Linked DNA regions of Homo sapiens: region 1 is linked to region 2. Evidence: chromatin loops called from intact Hi-C (ENCODE). Cell type or tissue: natural killer cell. All regions are shown on one strand. Links, peaks and the distances in the headings refer to the core of each region. The heading gives the core; the rest is flanking DNA. Region 1 overlaps SLCO3A1 (solute carrier organic anion transporter family member 3A1). Region 2 overlaps SLCO3A1 (solute carrier organic anion transporter family member 3A1).

Region 1 (5,377 bases), core at 233-5,232, 50 kb after region 2:
ACTTCTATCCTTCGCATACCATAGATTTTTAAAATGATGGCGGGAGGGCGGAAGAGATGGTGCTTTAAGATGAGGGAAATGGGCAGTTTTTTTCTTTGGAGGCAGTCACTGAATAGTGGGACTATTTACAATGTAGGGCACGGAAAGGCAGCATTTATTTTGAAGAAATGTCAGAGCTAGAGTTTTGTGAAATTGCTTTTAATAGATTTTTGTTCTTCTTTCTCATGCAACTTTGCCAGAATTAAAGCAATGCTCTTATGACAAGAGGAGCACCAGGGCCACTGTGGGTTCTAGCAAAGAACTGGTGTTACTTAGTGCCTGCTGTTGGCTGCTTCTCTGGGAAGCCTGGTTTCCTACATTTCACTCTCTCAGCACACCTCCCTCTTGACTCTGACCATCCTTCTCAGACTCCTGAACTGGTTTCATTTCATCTCTCTTCCTCTTGCCTCTGGGTGTCCTTAAGGCACTGTTCTTAACCCTCTTGCCTCTGGGTGTTCCTAGGGCACTGTTCTTAACCTCCAACTTCTTCCAGTATATACTCAGTTGTGTATTACCAAATGCCCCTGGGACGTTTCCACTTAGATGTTCAGCCTCAAGAAAAAAAAAAAAATCCCTATGTTGAGCACATCTGCTTGAAACCCTCCTGCCTTTCCAGATATTTTCTCTAATTTGGACATACCATGATCAGACCCTTCCTGACGCATTTGCTGTTGCCTAGAATGCCCCCTGCCATCCCCCATTCTAGAATACAGCTCTTAAACTCAAATGCCTCCAGAAGCGAGGAGAGGAATTTGCATGTGTGTTGCTGGCTGGGAATAGGGTGCAAAATGGCAGCTGACCTTGGCCTCAGTGTTGAGGAGCAGTAGAGCCCGTGGGGACAGTGAAGAGCTGGGGAGCTGGTGCAGCAGCAAAGCGGGCACTTCCTACTAAGCACCAGGCCATCCTTGCCATGTAGGTGTGTGGGCCCAGTGTTACCAGATTTCTTTATTTTTAAAAAGAATGCAGGGTATGTTTGTTTTTAATTGCCTGATTTTGGCCAAGTGCAATGGCTCACGCCTGTAATCCCAATACTTTGGGAGGCTGAGGTGGGAGGATTGTTTGAGCCCAGAAGTTCGAGACCAGCCTGGGTAGCATAGTAAGATTCTGTGTCTACAAAAAAATCAAAAAATTAGGCAGGGTGGTGTGCACCTATGGTCCTAGCTACTCAGGAGGCTGAGGTGGGGGATCACTTGAACCCAGGAGATCTGCAGTGAGCCATGATGGCACTACTGCACTCTAGTGTGGGCAACAGAACGAAACCATGTCTCAAAAAAAAAAATTGCCCAATTTTATATGTGTTAACAGTTGTTTGAAATTAAAATCACCTTTTAGGCTAACATTGTGCAGATCATACAAACTGTGTCTGTTAGTCCTGTGTGGGCCTCAGCTGCCAGTGTACAATTTCTGATTTAGAACATCTGGCTCAGTGCCATCCAGTAGACATACGCAAGACATTTGAGTGATCTAAAATTTTCTAGTAGCCATGTTTCAAAAGTTAAAAGAGAACAGATGAAATTAATTTTAATATTTTTAATTTAGTCAAGATTTCCCAAATATCATTTCAACATGTGTAACCAATAAGAAAAATCACTAATGAGAGATTTCACATTCTGTTTTTGCATGTAAGTCTTTATGCTTTACAAAACTAAACGCACATCTCAATTTAGACTAGCCGCATATGACTAGTGGCTGCTGTCCCGCGCAGCCCAGCTCTGGATGAGGAACAAGAATTAATTACATGCACATATAATGAAGTGGGATTTTATTCATTATGCTTGTGTAGAGCTAGATAAGTTGAATTGGGGGTAATCCAAAGTCAAAGATAGTAAATCTGAGAATGGTGAGTCCAAATATGACAAAAAGAAATAGATAGAAAAGAATTGCTGGGATGGCACCAGAGTGATAATTGATAGACTTTCATAAGTCCATCGTGCATGGCTTCCAATAATCCCTTAAGGGACTTTTCTCTCTGGAGCTCTACCCTGTGCCACAGGAGTTCACAGTTTAAGTTCTAATCCATACTTCAAGGTTAGCTTCCATTTTGGATTTATCATGCTGTTGCCCTTCTAAAAGGCAAATGTCAAGGTGAGTGTTTTGTCTATAAGCATTTAAAACAAAATGAGCATCAAGGAAGCCACTGTAAAATGGGGAGGAGTGTTCTGAACTCATTGACCACTTCATCATTCAATCAAGACTTAGCAAATGCACTACGCTGCTAACGATGAGCACTTCCACCCAATATTTACCGGCTTTCACTGCACATTCATACTGGGAAGCAGCGTTCTAGAGTTATTATCAGCTCTGACCTCGTGAAGGTTATGACCGCCAGTGACTCCTTTCTTGACCCTGACTACATGATTTGTGTGTTTCCTTACTACTGCATCGTTGATATGCTCAAGGATCTGTTGAGGGTTAAAACGGGAAGCCAGTGATCCTTCTAAACCATGTTAGCATCTCCCCGTAGTAAGATGTCAACCATCTGGCATGCAGTATTGTGTACATGGATCATTGTGCTGTCGCTAGGCCTCTCTTTGCCCAGTAACAGTCAAGATGTGGTCATTTATGCTCCCTTGCTACCAGAAGGGACACAGCTTCTCAGGACTGTCAGTCATACCTGTTTAACTCCTGTCTAATGTTCTCAGTGACAGCTTTAGCATCTTGGAAGATACATACCATTAGTGCTCTCCAGGAGCCAAGGGTCCCAACTCTGGTGAGTTAAGGCAATGGCACAATTATAATCCTGGGTTGAACTGTCAACATTATTGGAAAGGTCATCCTAGGGCTATTGCAGTGGCATTTCCCCATATCTGAACTCTCTGGCATGGATCTGTTGTGAAAAAAGCTGCCAAGTATGATGATTTTGAGAAACAAGAGTCTAAGGAACCTTGAAGGGAATCCAGGGCCCCTTATAAAGATGGTCATTTCTTAAGTCATTAGGTACAACCTTTCTGGCGTGTGTCTAGACTCACTGGCTTCAGTAAGCAGCCTCCACTTGGTTTCAGCCAGTCTTATCTCCTAAGTACAGCACTGATTGGGAGAAGAGGAAGCAGAAATTCTGCCTTTGTGCAAGAAGGAGCTTGCCCACAATTGTCTCTGGATGCATACTAGTCTTTGTACGAATTGCATTAGTACAAACATTTCAACCAACACATAAAATTTCAGTTGTCTTTGTTTTGAGCCTTCCGAATTCAGAGGAAGTATTTCATGCTGATATATTTAGATGAAAGAGAAAGTTACAGAGCACTTTTGGTTTGAAGTTACCACTCCAGACACCTTAAATGAAGATGAAATTTGAGAACTAATTTATAGAGATAATGACTTAGAGTAGAAATTGAGAGCAAATACTTCCTTCCTTGGAAATGGCTCAGAAAGTAGATAGTAAAACAAAGGAGAGCCAAATGGAACTTGGTTGGGATGACATGGGCATTTCCTCTTTTCATCCACACATCCATTCTTCAGATAAATATTTATTGATTTTATCATGATATTCCAGACACTTAGAATGCAGGCATAGTGAAGATCCATTTTTGTTTTTAATTTAATAGACTTGGTCCATGGTAGCCAGCCTGCAAGACTAGCTCCCAGTAATCCTCATTTCCTGGTGTGCATACCCCTGTTTGGTCCTCTCCCATAATGAATAAGGCTGACCTGTATAACCAATAAGATAATATGGAATTAATGATTTGTAACTCCAAGGCTAGATCGTAAAAGATGTTGCTGTTTCTACCCTGCTCTCTTGGATCGCTTGCTCTGGAGGGAAGCTGGTCACCATGTTGTGAGGACACCTAAGCAGGCTGTGGAAAGGACCGCATGGAGAGCTGAGCCTTCCTGCCAACAACCAGCCCCAACTTTCCAGCCATGAAAAGAAGCCCCCTTGGAAGCAGGTCTTCCAGCCCCAGGCAAGCCTCCGGATGACTGTGGCCCTGGCTGATGTCTTGGTTGCAACTTCATCAGAGACCACAGCTAGAACCACTTAAATTCCTGACCTATAAAATTTGCGTGACATGATAAATGTTTATTGTATTAAGCCTCCGTGTTTTAAGATAATCTATTATGTAGCAATACATAACTAATACATAGTCTTTATGTGTGCCAGGCTTTGTTTTAAGGCCTTTGCAAATAATAACCCATGAATCCTCATAACAACTCTTCAAAGTAGGTACTGTTGTTACTCTCATTTTATACATGTGGAAACTGAGGCCCAGAGATTATATTTACTTTTTAAAATTTTGTCTTTTTTTTTGTAAAAATGTTTTACTTTTAATTTTTATGGATATATAGAGATGTTTAAATTACTAGCCCAAAGTCACAGTTGGTAAAATGTTGAGCTGGAATTTGAATTGAGCAAGCAGTCTACCCCTTAGCAGAATCTGCTTTTTTTAAATGAACTAAGCAGCCTGGCCAGAGTCCATGCCCTCAGCAGCTACGTTGTGTTGTCCTTAAGGAGGAGCATGTTTTAGAAAATCAGTTATAAAATCAGGTGATTGATGAAGTGCAGGGTTAAGTTAAGAGAAGAGTGAACTGCCTTCAGAATCCAGTGCTGTTACCACTCAAGTGGAGATCTCAGATAAATCACTTATTGGAGCTTCTGTACAATCATCTGTAAAACCATTACTTCCCACTTGGAGAGATTTTTGAGGATTAAATGAGATAATGCATGAAAGCCCTCTAGCTTGGGCATCAGTACACCTGAGTTCCCTTCCCTTGCTCTGCACAGCCTGCTCATCACCACTGATGGGGAACTCTGTCCTCTGTAGGGCCCCTGCAGACATGGGCCTTGCCTGGATGCTGCTGCTGTCGGAGCCTAGGAGAGTTGTGCCTGGCATCGCAGCACAGGTACTCACAGCTCTCAGAAGGAGACTCCTGTCTGGGACCCTGCCCTCATTCCCACGTAGGAAAAATCCTTTACATGAGCATCTCCTGGCCTTCATTGTTAGGTTGTAGACTACAATGAATGATATTCTGTGTTTAATTACATTATGCACAACACTCTACAGAGTGGGTGGTTTTGAATCCCAACCACTAATTTACGAAGTGGAGCGGCTCTGCTGGCTCTGTGAAGTATGTGTTGTGGAGCCAGAGGTGATGCTGTTGGATGTGGGTGGTGATTTACGGGAGAGCAGCATAAGCAGAGGAAGGCACAGAGACCTGGGTTCAAATCCCACTGCCAGTGCTATCTGACGTGAGACTTCGGACAAGTTATTTAACCTTAAGGCTTAGTGTCCTTGCATGTAAAATACAAATAATGCTGACCTCATTGATTCCTTGTGAGGAGCCCATGGGATAATGTGGGGTACCATGCATCAGTATCATTTCCCTTTCCCTTGATAATGATTAT
Region 2 (5,377 bases), core at 172-5,171:
TGCCTTCCTCGGGGTCCTGATACCTGCCCTTTCTGATACACGTGCAATCCAATAGATGACAATGTTTGCCAAGCCTGAGTCTGTGCCAGCACCTTGCTGAGCACTTCACAGCCCGTGAGACTCCCCCAAGCAGCTTTTATGGAAGAGGGGATCCAGACTCAGGGACATTGGCTTAAAGAGGTTGTAGCCAGTCCCCAGGGGCCACTGACTCCAGACCCAGGTGCATATCACAGTGCCAAGGGGCCTTTCTGTGCTTACAGAAATGAATCAGTTGGCATAGTGAATTTCAAATCAGTGCTTAAACTGATGGCCCTTTTTGTGGTTCAGGAAATTTGTGACAGGGTGATCCAAGAGCACCACTCATCTGGCACCCTCTGTCACTCAAAAAACCCCTGACACACACTCACATGCTCATGTGAGTCGACTGTTTCCTCCTGGCTGTGTTTGTACCAGTGTGCCTGTGAGTATTGATCAGGGTTCAGGGGCATCCTCCACAACCCAGAGAATGAATGCCCTGTGTAAATCCCCCTTTCTATGGGGAGATGTGAGTGAGTGAGTGGTGAATGAGCGAATATTCTGCTTCCTGATTGCTGCCTCTCTGAGCAAGGTGTCTGCCCCCTCCTAACCACCCCAGCATTTCTGGAAACCCTTGAGAACATTCCACTTGGGAGCTGCTAAATGTTAATGAGGGATCAGGTCAAGAGGGGCCCCCTTGACCTTTGCCCTTGGGCTTTGCCACCCTGCCGTTTTAGGAGGGTGATTTATTGAAGTGAAGGTAGAGGGAGTGGGTGGAAAGGAAATCACCCTTTAAAATTTATGACCATTTTCTCTGACATTAACGTGCAAGCCTCTGGCCGTGCAATTAGAGGTTGTTAGGCAGCTACAATGGGAAATTAATTCTGTAGGCTCCCTTGCCTGGTTGTGGGCAGCACTGCTCCAGGGCAGGTGGAAAGTAGGCTTGTTTCACTGGCCTGGCCGGAAGGTTGTAGTGTTCTCCTGAGAAGGGAATGTGAGCTGGTTTAGGTGTGTTGGGGCAGGGCGGGGCTCGGCTGGGGGGTGGGAGAGAGACACTGAATCAGTGCATGAGTGACCAGCTAGGACTGAGCCCAAAGACCTGAGATTCCCTGGGAGGCTGTGGGGTCTGCCACCCAGCAGATCTGTGTCACGGGAGTGGCGCTGTCACTCGTTGAGGTGGTGGCCTGGTTCCTTTGGCCTTAGGGAAGGACAAACTTCAACTCTGAGCCTTGATTGAGTGACCTTGGCCAAGTTACCTAGCTTTTCTGAGCCTCACTTTCTTGGCAATTAGATGAACCAGAGGTTTATTTCACTCAGTAAGTAATCTTTTCTCTTCCTTCGTCTTGGAGGTTTTGAAGCTTCTAATCTCCCATGGGTTTTGTACTTTTTCTTACTCGGGATGTTTGTTTCTCTTTGTCTTTAAAAAAATTATTTTTCCTCCTTTTTAATTTTTATGTTTAAAATATCTTCTATTCATTAACCTTCATGGAGCTTGTCTGTGTGCAACTTCATCTGAGAGCGCTCAGGCTTCCCTCTCTCCTCTGCCCAATGCAGTGCTTTGCATACTGTAGGAGCTGCATAAATGCCACTGGCTTATGGGCATCTGCAGTTCTGAGAGTGAGGGCTGGGGGCTGGTCTTAGGAGGGCAGCTCTCAGGCTACAAATGGGGGCTTGCACCAGCGTACTGGCTGAGGACTGCCTGCCTTTGAGCTAGGTCTTACCCATCCACGACAAAAATGAGAGAACAGTACAAGGTGGAGAGTTTGTCATAAGCTTAATTTATTCAATTTAGAGTCTTGTTCTTTATTCTAGACAATGCCACCACCTACTGTTTTGCTGTTTAAATGTACCTAATTTTAGGAAATCATAATTTTGGATCACGGCAGCTTTTCTTATTAAAATTTTACTTGTAGAAATAAAAAGGTGGCACCTCTGTCATTTACCCCTCAATATTTTATATTTGACTCTTCTGTGAAATCCAAAAATGTAGCAACTGCTGAACCCCACAATGTCTGATCTATAGCAGGCATTTCAGAGCCTCCAGGACTTGATTAGATATTGTTACACAGTGGTGATATGAGAACACACACCTGTCCATCGTTGAGATTTTGTTTTATGTATATTCCTATAGCTGTGCAGGTAAAACATGCCATTTAGCAGTGCTACTATGGCACAACTGCAGGGGGCACCATGTAGAGACCGTAGTTGGATGTGGCCTGGAGTTGTGTGTCAGTGGCCATCCCTCTTAGATTGACGATGCCCAGGCTCACTGGTTTTCAAACTTTGTTTTGCAACAGAACTCTGCTGGAAATGTATGTTTGTTTGTTTGTTTGTTTGTTTCGAGACCGAGTCTTGCTCTGTCGACCAGGCTGGATTGCAGTGGCCCAATCTCAGCTCACTGCAACCTCCACCTCCTGGGTGAAGGTAATTCCCAAGAAGCTGGAATTACAGGCGTGCACCACCACGCCCGGCTAATTTTTGAAAAGAGATGGGGTTTCTCCATGTTGGCCAGCCTGGTCTCAAATTCCTGACCTAAAGTGATCAGGTCACTGATCACTCCTCCCAAGGAGCTGGAATTACAGGCATGAGCCACCACACCCAGCCCTTTGCTGGAAATCTTAAGGGGAGTTCCCCTATTGATCAGACAGAGCAGAACTGCTCTGCCCGAGTGGGCGTGGGGCCCAGGGCCCAGCCGTTTGACCTCGTTCTGCCTCCCTTTCTCTCCTAAAAGCATCTCCCTTGACCTTCTGTCCTTGTAATTAATTCAGGTCTCCACAGAGCACACTGAAAACCTCAGGTCTAGTCTCATTTCCATTTTATAGAAATTGATGGTAAAAGACACATAGCATAAAACGTAGCATCTTACCCATTTGTAAGTGTGCAGCCTAGTAGTGTTAAGGACACTCCCAGTGTTGTGCAATCTCCAGAATGTTTCGTGTTGCAAAACCGAAACTGCACTCATTAAACAACTCCCCATTCCCCCTCCCCTCAGCCCTTGGCAACCACCAGTGTGCTTCCTTCTGTCTCTGTGAGTCTTGCTATCCTAGTTACCTCCTGGAAGTGGAACCCTACAGTATCTGTCCTTTTGTGACTGGTTTACTTCACTTAGTATCATGTCCTCAAGGTTCATCCAAGTTGTAGCCTGTGTCAGAATTTCCTTCCTTTTTAAGGCAGAATCATATTTCATTGTAGGTGTAAACCATATTTTGTTTATCCATTCATCTGCTATGGACACTAGGATTGCTTGCACCTATGGCTGCTGTGAATTAATGCTGCTATGAACCATAGGTGTGCAAAATGTCTTTTGAGTTCCTGCTTTTAATTCTCTTGCTTACACCCAGAAATGGAAATGCTGGATTATATGGTAATTCCATGTTTAATTTTTCGAGGAACCGCCATACTGTTTTTCATACCCAGTGCATAATTTTCATGTCTCATTGTTGATAAAATAGAGGTGACTAGGAGGCTCCAGGAAGAAGCCAGAGCCCCAGAGGACACAGAATGGCCTGGGAATGTATTCCCTCCATCTGTGCTAGGTCATGATTTGGGCATCGCTGGCTTCCTCTCCCCAGAGGCCAGCTCTTGCTGGATTCCAATGACCTGGTTCCCTCTTTGTGCCTCTTCAGGGCTACCCTCTGGTGACTGCCTCCCATGTTGCTTGTCTTGGGTGCCTTAGCATCCCTCGGTGGGTCCCTTGGCTCTGCCTTCACTTCTGTCAATAGACCTCCATTAGCTGCTCTTCATTGGAAACTTTTGAGCGTGCCATTTGCTACCTGCACATCTTGTCTGATATAATTACTAGCAGGATGACCTTGGGCACATTGCACAACCTCACTGTACCTCAGTTTCCTTCATCTATAAACTGCCTCCCTAGGGTTGCTGATGTATGTTGATCTATTACAAAGGACTGAAAACAGCCACTGGCACATAGGAAGCCCTCACGTAAGTGTTCACCATTATTTGTATGATTACCATATCCCTGTGCAAGGTCCCTCCTAAGATGTAAGCTGCCTTAGGTCTCCAGGGCTCCCCCTTTGGAATGTGAGCCCCTTACAGATTCAGTACCTGATTTCTGGGCTTCGAGGCAAGACAGACATGGCCAAGGGGAGAAAAGCAGTATTGGAAGGATGCTCCCAGACCTATCCACCAAAGTGAGACAAAGCATTGGGTGAACCCTCTTCTCAGTACCAGCTTCACAGAATAGTAAGCAGCTGCAGCGTGGGGCTCAGAGTGGCTTTGGCTTCTGTGCTTACTTAGCAAGTGATCCGTCACAAGTCCTGCCAGCTCCCTTTGGAACTCTGTCACCCCGCTCAGCCATGGACAAGCAGACAGCCACGGATATTATGACAATGCAAGTCCTGGAGGGTTTGCATCTCTGATATGGAGGAGTCAGAGTAATCCTTCCCACTCTCCCCCGAGATGCTTTTCAAAGAGGAGCCTGCTTTGAGTTCTGAACATCTGAGTCTTTCACGAAGGAATGTGGAGAAATCGAGGGGGCTTTTCTTCCCTGCAGAACTGATGATGGCCATCCAGAGGGGGAAAGGCACGAGCAGGCTCCCTCTCTCTCTCTTTCTCTCCCCCTCTTTTTTTGGGTGCAACAGAAACCTTGCACTTCCCTTAAGCTTTCTGTAGTACATGTTAAGATTCCTCTGCCACGCCCAAATTTCAACTTTTCTCCAATATTCTCTTTAACTTAGAATGAGGACTCAGGCCCTAATTGAATTGTCTTTGAACAGTTTTTGTTCTGAGCTATGAACTGTATATTCCCTTTATTCACCCAACAGATATTTATTAAATATTTTTGGTTGGGCATGGTGGCTCATGCCTGTAATCCCAGCACTTTGGGAGGCCGAGGCAGGCGATCACGAGGTCAGGAGTTCGAGACACCCTGACCAACATGGTGAAACCCTGTCTCTACTAAAAATACAAAAATTAGCTGGGCATGGTGGCGTGTGCCTGTAATCTCAGCTACTTGGGAGGCTGAGGCAGGAGAATCACTTGAACCTGGGAGGCTGAGGTTGCAGTGAACCTAGATTATACCATTGCACTTCAACCTGGGAGACAGAGTGAGACTCCATCTCAAAAAAAAAAAAAAAATTACGTGGCTGGCACTGGATTCTGTACTGGGAATGTGATGAACAAAGGAGATAAGGACCCTGGCCTCGTTTACATTCTAATAGGGAAGACAGCCAAAAGTGAATGAATAAGTGAATACGTAAACAGACACAATAGCGGCAAGTTGTAATGAGTGCTGTGAAGGGGAAACACCGAAGGCAGCAAGGACAGCATATGCAAAGGTCCTGTGGCGGAAAGGGAGAGAAAGTTACTATGCCAAAATAACACCCCAGGGGCAGAGGGAGAT

Evidence for each region. Hi-C counts contacts between places; a loop is a spot of excess contacts. Peaks named below come from ENCODE experiments on the same cell type or tissue, not always from the same donor. Only the 100,000 strongest peaks of a DNase experiment are listed, where the experiment ranks them.
Region 1: a loop joins it to region 2, with 5 times the contacts of the local background. A loop is called at or near these places in 3 of 110 quality-filtered maps.

Annotation. Positions count from the first base shown.
Region 1 is chr15:91,990,054-91,995,430 of GRCh38, forward strand. The region is part of intron 2 of SLCO3A1 (solute carrier organic anion transporter family member 3A1); the gene reads left to right. Among named protein-coding and RNA genes, the nearest start is that of SLCO3A1, 140 kb to the left of the region's middle. In natural killer cell, for the core only: no CTCF peak of the experiment used is centred there; no DNase peak of the experiment used is centred there.
Region 2 is chr15:91,940,246-91,945,622 of GRCh38, forward strand. All of the region lies in intron 2 of SLCO3A1 (solute carrier organic anion transporter family member 3A1), which reads left to right. Among named protein-coding and RNA genes, the nearest start is that of SLCO3A1, 89 kb to the left of the region's middle. In natural killer cell, for the core only: no CTCF peak of the experiment used is centred there; DNase peaks (open chromatin) are centred at 1,836 and 2,976; H3K27ac peaks cover 1,268 bases.